Linked DNA regions of Homo sapiens: region 2 is linked to region 1. The links are chromatin loops, found by intact Hi-C in ENCODE. Cell type or tissue: IMR-90. All regions are shown on one strand. Links, peaks and the distances in the headings refer to the core of each region. The heading gives the core; the rest is flanking DNA. Region 1 has its middle 190 kb from the start of LINC02686. Region 2 has its middle 32 kb from the start of LINC02686.

The links. Hi-C counts contacts between places; a loop is a spot of excess contacts. Peaks named below come from ENCODE experiments on the same cell type or tissue, not always from the same donor. Only the 100,000 strongest peaks of a DNase experiment are listed, where the experiment ranks them.
Region 2: a loop joins it to region 1, with 2.1 times the contacts of the local background. A loop is called at or near these places in 1 of 110 quality-filtered maps.

The regions. Positions count from the first base shown.
Region 1 is chr11:24,079,446-24,084,841 of GRCh38, forward strand. No RefSeq gene overlaps it. Among named protein-coding and RNA genes, the nearest start is that of LINC02686, 190 kb to the right of the region's middle. In IMR-90, for the core only: no CTCF peak of the experiment used is centred there; a DNase peak (open chromatin) is centred at 2,956; H3K27ac peaks cover 1,588 bases.
Region 2 is chr11:24,232,946-24,238,341 of GRCh38, forward strand. No RefSeq gene overlaps it. Among named protein-coding and RNA genes, the nearest start is that of LINC02686, 32 kb to the right of the region's middle. In IMR-90, for the core only: a CTCF peak has its summit at 2,411; a DNase peak (open chromatin) is centred at 2,346.

The DNA.
Region 1 (5,396 bases), core at 270-5,269:
GATCTGCACCTCCTTTTCACTACTAAATTTTTCCCACACATTTTTCTCATGGTTCCTTTGAGGCTTGATCCTGGCCATTCTCCCACCTGCAGGCATTTGACCAAAAAAAAGCTGCTTTCCTTTTACCACACCTCACTTTCCACGCTTTGACTTCTGAGCATCAAGCATCCTGACTTGAGCAGTTACAAAAGAGAACATACTCATGATTGAGGTATGAAAGGAAAAATCTTAGTTGAAGATGTATGACTGAGTATAAAATCTGAAAAGTAAGAAAAAAAAATGGGAAGAAAAGTTACAAGGTCAGTTGTCAGAAGGACCATGGATTGATGACAGAAGAGAAGACAAACTATGGCAAGAAGCTGAATGTCTTTTCTACACGATTTTGTGACAGAATGAGTCTACCTGTTTAAAGAGTTCATGAACCACCAGACAGTCACTTATAATCACCAAAGGGAGCTCAAAGATGCTTCCTCTTGACAAGCACCCGTGATCTCTGGGACAGCTCTGCTTAGTATCCTCCCAGCTAGCTGATGCTTTCCTCATACTTCATCCATTAGAAATTCCATCTGAATGCAATAATCTTTTGTCAGGGAAAAACATCTGTCTGTTTCTTTATAGAACCATCACCATCTTAATTTTAAAAAATCTTGAAACTTTAAAATCTCCCTGAAATCTAAAGAGAAAGGGCAGTATCTTCTGGGTTGTCTGCTTCACTTTTGCTGTCATTCACTAGATCTGTACCTCACCCTTATTCGGGTGATGCTTCTCCATCACTGCCCAGTGGTTAGACGTACTACTTAACCTCTGAGTCTGTTCATTAAAAAAATTCTATTATTGTGCAGTGGAATAATGTCTACTATACAGTAAGGTGTGGCATATAGCAGGTTCCTCAAAGTGATAAGTCTTTCTTCCCCTTTCCATATGGCACTTCATTTAAATGGAAAGTAAAATAGGGAGGAAATGGAAATAAATTAGAAAGTGGATATAGAGAAAGCAAGGTATACAGAAAACAGTATTATGGAAAATAAAGAAGAAATTTCAACAAAATATCAGCATAAAAGAGTATTATACTGTGACAAAGGGAGGATGAAAACTAAAGAAAAACTGATAAATAAGAAAATAAAAGTGGTATATTGTATCCTTTTCTGAAACTGACAAAGCAATTTATAAGATCTAAAACTTTTCTTGTATAGGGACTCCATGGAGAAGTGAATTAATTCATGATATATTTCATATGGAAAAATAAAGCCTCAACTTAAGATGTGTTATACCAAAACTTAGATATGCCTAAGAAAACTTCTGTGAATACACAAAACACAGAGGACAAACAGGGCTAAAGTTAAGACTATGAAAGTACTAAGAAACTAACTCCATGACAAAATCAAACTCTAATATTCACTATCTTGTGGTTGCCAGGAAGACCAGTGCACTATAGCTCCCAGGAGACATATAAAAGTATTTATAGAATTGGACAGAAATAGTATCTTTGTAGCAACCTCAGAGAGTCAAGGTAAAGATGACTTTCATAAGCATCCAGAGGAAACCTAAAACCTAGACTTTCCAGATTTCTGGGTCTGAGGTCCATCCCCTTTGACACCTGTTTCTTCTTACTTCACTCATAATCAGAAATCAATAATTCAAAACTGTTCTTGAAAATTCTTGCCAGAACTGCCTGTCCCCTCTTGCCTTTAGTAGTGCATAAATAACATATCAAATTCCCAAATCCTGTGTGCCTTACAACTGCTCAGAAGTATGCATAGTAGGGAGTCTCTTTAATTAAAGCCTCATTAATAAAACAGTGCCTTCCCTGGCAAGTGGCTTAGAAGAAGAAGTTGGTTAGTTTTCCCCAAACATAGGAGGCGTGACTATGGAGAACATTAAAATGCTAATGAGAACAAGATAGTGAATGTAATGGCAAGTGATTTATCCAGAATATACAATGAAGAATCACAGTGATCTTACTGAATACTTTTGATGTACCCAGTATTAGGAAAAGTCATCCTGCTTGTCTGCAGTTGAGACAGCATTTTAACCATTCTTATGATTGAAACATCTAATTTCTCAAATAATAAATGGAATATCCCACTACAAATACTTTTCTGAAAGTACCTGAAAAATATAGTTTTCAATATGCTGCAGATTAGGTTCATATCTGTTCCACATTTTCCTCATTTTTCTTGGATTAGCAGGATAACTGGGGAATTTTCTTAGTTTAGTGATAGCAGAAATACAAGAGTATCTGTAAACACCTCGCAACTCTTTAAAAGAAAACTAGAAATACAATCCAATCCTTTAAAAATTTTTTTGTTGTATATATTTAAGCTATCAAATATGTATGTTTCTGGACCTGTTTTAGGGCATTTTAGGTTAGAAATTGAAGTTCTTCAGTCTGCAATTATCTTTACAGTTATTCTACTAATGATTTCTGATTTTTGTTTTTTGTCCCCCTCCCTTGAACACCTATTATTTAGATACTAGCTCTCCCAAAATGGATTTCTAATTATCTTATCTTTTTTTTTCTATCATTTGTTATTACTTTGTACTCCAATATTTTGTTTCTGTTGTCATTTTTTTTATCCTTTCTTTCTTGGTGGATTTGTCTCTAAAAAATTTTCCTTTACTATAATTTTAGTGAGATTTAGAATCAGAAGCATATACAGAGTTTTAGGACACTACATTTACCTAGAACTTGCCAATTAAAATTTCAAAAGTCTTATTGTAGCTTGAATCTTAGATTTAAAAGAGCCCTTACATACCAAAAATTTAAGTTGTATTTTGACTATTCCAGGTCTGTTTCTCTCTAATAGTACTCAATGAGCTAGTTCTTAACCACTTTTCAAAAGCAACTCTTTATCTACCATTTATACATGATTTTAGTGTTTATAATGAAATCTAACTCCTTGGCAACACTGCCAACTGATTCACTTTTGTTTATTGCATGTAAAAATATTTTAAGTGTTTAAAAACAGCTAAGATATCCATTCAAAATTATACACGCTGGATGATCTCATCTTAACATTATTTCTTTTGACTGTTTCTCACACTTCATGGCTTCCAGGGCCTTCATCTGCCCTAGACATGTCCTTGACTGGGCACATTCTATATATGGTTTGCTGGCAAGTAAGAAAATCAATAATCTATATGTGAACTGACATGAAAAACACATCAAAATGTGGAACTATTTTTGTAGCATATTATGCTATCTTATAGCTTTCTATTATCCAAAAGTGTAGCCACTTGGATCCTGAGTTTTATGGAATATTATTTTTGTAGTTTTGTCATATTTAACCATTCTTTTATTTAGTCTTTAATCACATTATTTTTAGAGTCTGATAATATCAGATGGATACTGCAATCTGAACATTTGATAAGTATGCTTTCAAAGTCTGACATAAAAATGGGTAAAGCAGAGAACCAATAATAGATTTAACTTTCAAAATGGGTCTATAATTACATGCTTTGAAAAAAACTGCCTGTTGAGGCCTCCTTTCCTTCACTTAGCTGAAACAACTGTAATGACAGCCTCGCCTGGAGCAATGCAGTCTAAGAGGCAGGAGAGCCCTAACCTGGGACAGACAAGCCTGAAGTGCAGCTGCATGAAACAGAACCACTCTCAGGAGGCTCAAGGCTCCATTTGAGTCAAGGCTGCAGGCTGATCTTTAGTCTGAAATGCAATGTGACAAGTAGTGACAGGTACTTTAGATCAAGAAATGTTACTGAGCAATAAACTCCTCATGTACCTATGTGAGTGGAATGGGCATTAGCCCTACAGAAGCCTGAAGAGCTCACAAGTGTCCTGTCATAATTTATCAGAATTGTGTGGTGGTAGGGAATTCTTTTAACATAGAACTAGAAGATTAGAACTAAAATCAGGGATAAAAATGCCATTCACAATGCTAGGAAGGCATATACCAGCATTGGGTTCAAGCTACCAGAGAGGATTTGTACATATGATAATTTTTCATTAAAGATTAGGATTATACTATGAAAAATGTAAAATATGAGGAGGTAAGAGTGACTAGGTTGTTCTACATGGTATGAAGGCAAAAAGGAAAACACAGGTAGATGTCACAGACGATAAAGGACTGGAATAGTTCAAGGCATTTATTTCTTAGAAACAGCCCTCTGTACCCTGACACTATTTTAGGATGTCCCTGCTTCATTCTCATAGAGTCAACACAGTGTCTTTGTAACATGCTGCTTTGAGATTCCAGTACTTACCACTAACAATTGTGGAATCATAACAATCATAAGAAATACATAACCTCAGTGTTAAGAAATCATATAATCCTACTGTTAATAAACCTTCTGTATTTAATTGACAAAAGCAATAGCATCTAAAGCAGTGACGTTTAAAACAAAGTTCTGAAAATAATAAATTCCAAATGTTTATAATACCATGTTGCATGTTTTCATTAGTTAACAAATTAACAAATTTTTTGAATTGTCAAGATATGTTAAAAATATTATTGGTTTTGATAACCTAAGAAGATTTTCTAACAAGAGGACCCATTTATTTATAAAATAAGAAAGCCAAGGTTTTAATTTTGTTTTTTAGTGTTTTTGTTTCTGTTTTGTCTAAAAATTGAGTATAGTCAACACAGAGTCCTACAATACTATAAACTTAAAAGCATTACCTGAAAGTGAGAACGTAGGATGAGATATAAGAAAATCCATATTACATGACGCATGGATTGCCTATTATTACCGAAAGACTATCCTATTGTGAAAGGATGGTTTCTAACTTACTCAAACAGATTTCCTTAATACATATTATCAGAAAGTAGCCACAACAAATCATAACCAATTCAAATTAGCCTACAAATTGCTGAATTACATTGCCATTAAAGTCTGTTAAAATAGAATGAGGAATATTTTATTAATAAGAGCATACTAAATATACTACTGATCAAATTCATTGATTTGTGGCCTCTACTTAAAGGTCTCTAAGATAGATGAAATCGTGTGGACTGTAGGTCTGAATATGAAAAATAAAACAATAAAGTATTTGCATAAAAATTTGCCCACAGAAACAATAAAGGTAAAGGAGATTATGATTTTGAGTAGGCAAATGTTTCCTAAGCACAAGATAAAGTACAATAACTGGATGTAAAAGAATTGACAAGATGCACTAAATTAAAATTGAGAACTGCTATTCACTAAAAGGCATTTTTAAGAGAGTGAAAAGGCAAGCTACATATTGGTAGAAGATTTTTCGCAACACAATTAAATGACAAAGGACTTGTATTCAGAATATATCAATAACACTTACAAAACAGTGAAAAGGGATAGTGAATACAATTAGAAAAATAGTCAAGAGATATGAAAAGGCCATTACAAAACAGATTATTTAAAAGGCCAAAGAGAATATGATCAACCACAGAGAACTATAATAA
Region 2 (5,396 bases), core at 122-5,121, 150 kb after region 1:
ATCTGATATAAGAATAGTTACCCTGCACATTTTTGTTTTCCATTTGCGTAATAGATTTTACTCCACCCATTTACTTGGAGCTTGTTCATGTCATTCCATATGAGATGGGTCTCTTGAAGGTAACAGATGGTTTGGTCATGTCTTTTTATCTAGCCTGCCACTCTATGGCTTTTAAGTGGGGAATTTAGCCCATTTATTTTAAAAGTTATTGTTGATACGTGCAGTTTCATTCCACTCATCATGTTGTTAGCTGGTTGTTACATAGACATGATTGTGTAACTGCTTTATAGTGCCTGTGGGGTATGTGCTTAAGTGTGCCTTTGTGGTCACAGGTGTCATTCTTTCAAATCCACATTTAGCACTCCATTAAGGACCTCATGTAAGGCTGGTCTAGTTGAAATGTATTGCCTCAGCATTTCCTTGTCTGAGAAGGATTTTATTTCTCCTTCACTTATGAAGCTTAGTTTGGCAGGTTATAAAATTTTTGGTTGGAATTTCTTTTTTAAGAACACTAAAAATAGGCCCCAGATCACTTCTGCCTTGTAAGGTATCTGCTGGGAGGTCTTCTGCTAGCCTGATGGGGTTCTCTCTGTATGTGACCTGCCCCCTTCTCTCTAGCTGCCTTTAAGATTCTTTTTTTGCGTTGACTTTGATGGAACTGATGACTATGTGCCTTGGAGTCATTTTGTATAGCATTTGGCTGGGATTCTCTGTATTTCTTTAATTTGCATGTTTACCTCTCTAGCAAGATTGGGGTAATTTTCATGAACTATATTCTCAAGTATATTTTTCAAGTTGCTTATTCTTTTTTCATTACTGTCAGGAATGGTGATGAGTCATAAATTTGGTTTCTTTATGTAATCCCATATTTCTTGGAGGTTTTGCTAATGTTTCTTAATTCTTTTTTTTGTCTGACTATGTTGCATTGAAAAATTGGTCTTTGAGCTCTGCGATTCTTTTCTCAGCTTGTTCTATTCTGTTGTTAATATTTCTGATTGTATTATGAAATTTTTGTAGTGAATATTTTACCTCAAAAGTTCAATTTGAGTCTTTCTTAAAATGAGTGTTTTGTCTTTCAGCTTTCAATAACTGTACAGAATTGCTTGGCTTACTTAGATTGAGTTTCAACTTTCTCCTTCATCTCAATGGGCTTTTTGCCATCCAGATTCTGAATTACATGTCTGTCATTTTCAGACAATTCAGACTAGTTAAAAAAGCATTGTTTGGGGAGCTACTGAGCTCCGTCAGAGGTAAAGGGACGTTCTGGCTTTTTGAGTTGCCAGAGTTTTTGTGCTGATTCTTTCTTATCTGGGATGGCTTGTGTACCTTAGATTGTGGTATAAATTGAGTATAGTCAGTTGGCTTCATTTCTAGAAGTTTTCAGAGACCAAAGGCTCTGTTCAGAGTCTTTGTTGTTGAATTCTTGCTCCTGGTTTCTCAGAGGGGCAAATTAGCCCTGCTTTTTGTGTAATTTGGGCTACGATCCAGTGGATGGTGGTTGAGAGCAATGGGCTATAGCTAGACTGGTAGCCAAGAGGTTCTTTTGTTTATCTTCCTCTTTGCAGCTGTGTTCTGTGGTACAAAGGGGAGATAGGTGACCTGTTAAGTAGGTTTGTTCATGGACCTTGTGGAACCCACCTGAAATCACTGGCACTGTTCCCATGATTTATTGTCCTTGTTAGGTCTTTTGGGCCATGGGTCCCATGGGAAGAGGTCTGGTAGGGAGATAGGCCACAATCTTACTATACTAACCCCATGAAGGGAGGCATGCCAGGATCCCACACCAGCCTGTGAAGCTGTGCAATTCAGCCTTTTCAGTTTTCTGAGTGTGAGATCCTCATCCATTTCAGTGAGGAGCCAGATCCTAGCTCAGCACTCCTGAGCCACAGGCCACAGCCCTGGGGTTCCTCCTTCAGCTGCAAAGAGTTGGGTTCCCCGTGCAGTGGGAGATGCAAATGCATTGAGGTGTAGCAAAGCACCCAGGCTGGGAAGCAGAGGCTGTAGTGTGTAAATGCTCCTAAGGGGTGGATGTACTGTGTACATGCTCGTAAGGCAGGATCCCTAAGAGGGGCTGCAATGAGAGAGCCAATGATGTACTGTGTACATGCTCCTAAGGGGAGGCCAGGCAGGATCCCTAAGAGGGGCTGGTGGGCAGGCAGTCCTGCAGGACAGATGCCCAGTCCCATGGGGAAACAGGCTAGCTTTTTCCCTATGGTTAGCTGGGCCCAGAGACTCTCAGAATGAGAGGAGAAGTACTGGGGTGTGGACACTTACGGCTGTGTTTCACTAGAGCTGACCTGCACTCAAAGGTCCCTGGCTCTGTGCCTGCTGCAGCTCCACCTCTGTCTAATCTCTTGGGAATTCCCTCTGCCAGCTCATACATCCATGGGACTATGAGGCCCCCTGCAGCTAGGATCCCAGAGGCCCTACAGTGAGAGTGAGCAGTCCCCCAAACCCTTCACTCACCCCTTCTCCAAGTGCTTTCTGGAGCCAAGAACTGGCTGTAGGATTCAGGCACCGATTCTAAATTTTATATGTGCATACAGATTTTCCAGAAGACCTGAAACAGTGAAAAAGAGCAAAATTGAAGAACTGGCACCTGATTTCAAGATTTAATAAAAACATAAAAAAATCAAGGCTCTGTTAATGGTATAAAGATAGACCTATCAATCTATAGAGAAAAAAATAGACTCCAAACCTAGACTCACATATACATGGTCAAATAATTTCCAACAAAGGTACCTAGGTAACTTAATGGGAAACAGAACATCTTTTTCACAAATTATGTTGAAATAATAATCTTAATGGCAAAAATTAGAACTGTAAAATGTCTAGAGGAAAAAAATAGAAAATTTTTATGGCATTGGCGAAAGCAAAGACTTCTTAGATGGGGCCACTGACACAGAGATCATAAACTGAAAGCAAAAAAAATGCATAAATCCTGCCTTATTAAAATAAAAAACTCTTACAGAAACACTGTGAGGAAACAAAAATGACAATTCAGTTTAGAAGAAAATATTTACAAAATATATATCCGACATGGATTTTCTATACAGAATATCTGTATGTGTATATATATATATATACACACACACATATATATTAAACATATATACACACATATATATTAAACATATATGTGTATGTGTATGTATATATATATATATATGTTTTACCACTCAGTAAGGCATGCCAAACATATGAAAAACAAACATAGACAAACAACCAAATTAAAAATGTGCAAAATATGTGAACAGACCCTCTGCAAATTAGGATATATGAATGAACAGTTAGCATATAAGCACATATTCTAAATCAGTAGTTATCAGAAAAATGCAAATTCAAACTGACTGGAAATTTCTAGTGTTTATCAAAACTTGGAGCAACTGCAATTATCATACATCATTGGTGAGAATATAAGATAATATCATTAGCTTCTTAAAATTTTAAGATATATCTACACCACAATCTAGGCTTTCCAGCTATTCTTAGCTATTTACCAAGAGAAATGAGAACATATCTATCTATCTATATATCTATATAAATATATAAATAAAGACATGTATTAATGTTCTTTACAGTTTTATTTACAATAGCCCAAAGCTAGAAATTACTCAGATGTCCATCAAAAGGTGAATGGTAAATTCAACTTGGTTTGTTCATACAATTGTCTACTACTCAACAATAGAACGGAAAGACAATACTGATACAAAAACACAGATGAACCTCAAAATAATGATGCAATATGAAAGAAGTCACACCTAAAAGAATATATACTATATATTTTCACTTACATAAATTTTAAAAAATGAAAAATATTATAATTTATGGTGACAAAATGCAGATTAGTGGTTTCTTGAGGCTGTAATGGGGAAACAACTGGATTTCAAAGTGGAATGAGGAATCTTTTGTAGATGATGCAATTGTAGTGTATCTTGATTGTAGTGGTAGTTTCATGAGTATATACAAATGTCAAAATTCATCATGTCATGTACCTTAAGTGGATGTAATTCCTTATATGTAATTTTTATAAAAAAACTTGTTTAACTCTCAATGAAATTTTTTATTTTCAATTCAGCCAAATTATTTTTGTAATAACAAAGATATTTTGGAAGTGTCTACTTTGAAATGATAAGATATGTCATTACTTGGCATTATCAAGGTCTAATCTATTTAGAATTAAACTTCATGTTATTAGTAGAAAGACTAATACTCTGCTCAAATGGTTTACTGTATCACACATAAACACAAAACAAAAATCTCTCAAGCACCTTCCTAAATAATAGTCTAACAACAAAAAATTGTATTATATAAATATAGTGTGTTACACTGAAATAACACTATTAAATTTGCTGTACTCTTAATATCTATGCAATTATAATTATCATACTAGGGTTGCTAAAGTTAATAAATACTTGTTAACTGCTAAAGGCAATTTTTCAACATTCTGCCTGACAGTACCCTGTAGCTATGGCAGTACAGATTTTGCAGCATTAAAACCTCTGCTATAAAGAGCAGCTGAGCATGTCATTTCACTAATAATTAATTTTTTTCCTTCATTTTCAGAATCTTTTAGGTTGAAGAAACATTTGCTAATAAATTCATGACACCATAGGTAGAAATATTTTTGGATGTTTAGTTATCATACTGACATCCTTTTACACTTTATCTAAATAACTCCATGTATAATGTCTTATGTCTCTAGGAGATCTACGTTTTAAAAACATAATTTTTCTCAGAGTAAGAAAGTCAATTCTTGATTTTTATAATTTTTTTAAGTAGTACTGATTACCTTCTAAACTATTCACTACTTTTAAAGAAATAATTTCTGAATTTTCTCCTAACTTCTTCCAATAGTTTAAATGTGAGAACTGTCAATATTTAATTAATTCATTCACCTTATAACTTTTTCGTTTACTGTTCTCCTGTGTCATCTCACAATTTATAATGATAATAGAAATAATTACACACGTTACAATAATTACACATATTTTAACTTTATATCCATGTTTTTGTTTGAGTTAATTTATTAAATTTTGTACATAATATTCAGTTCAATTTAAAGAGATTTAAGACACAGTTTATGCTGCAAAGTATTCTGCTAAGGAGAAACCAAGACAAAATTATATATGCAAAAGATATATTGGGGGAAATATTTTTGAAGATAAGGGAGGAAAGCTCAAAAACACAAGAGGAGCCTTCAGACCATCGTATATATCTGACAATTTTGAAGAAGAAAGAAAAGGAAGAAAAACTGAATAGAAAGGATCACAGTCTGCTCCACAGTTCTAAGAAAGTTTGGCCAGGCAAATGGATAGTGCTTGAGTCAGAGTTACATGTCAAAAGTATCCTACATTTGCAGGAATGTCCAGAATTGGTATCGCTAATACGCTCAG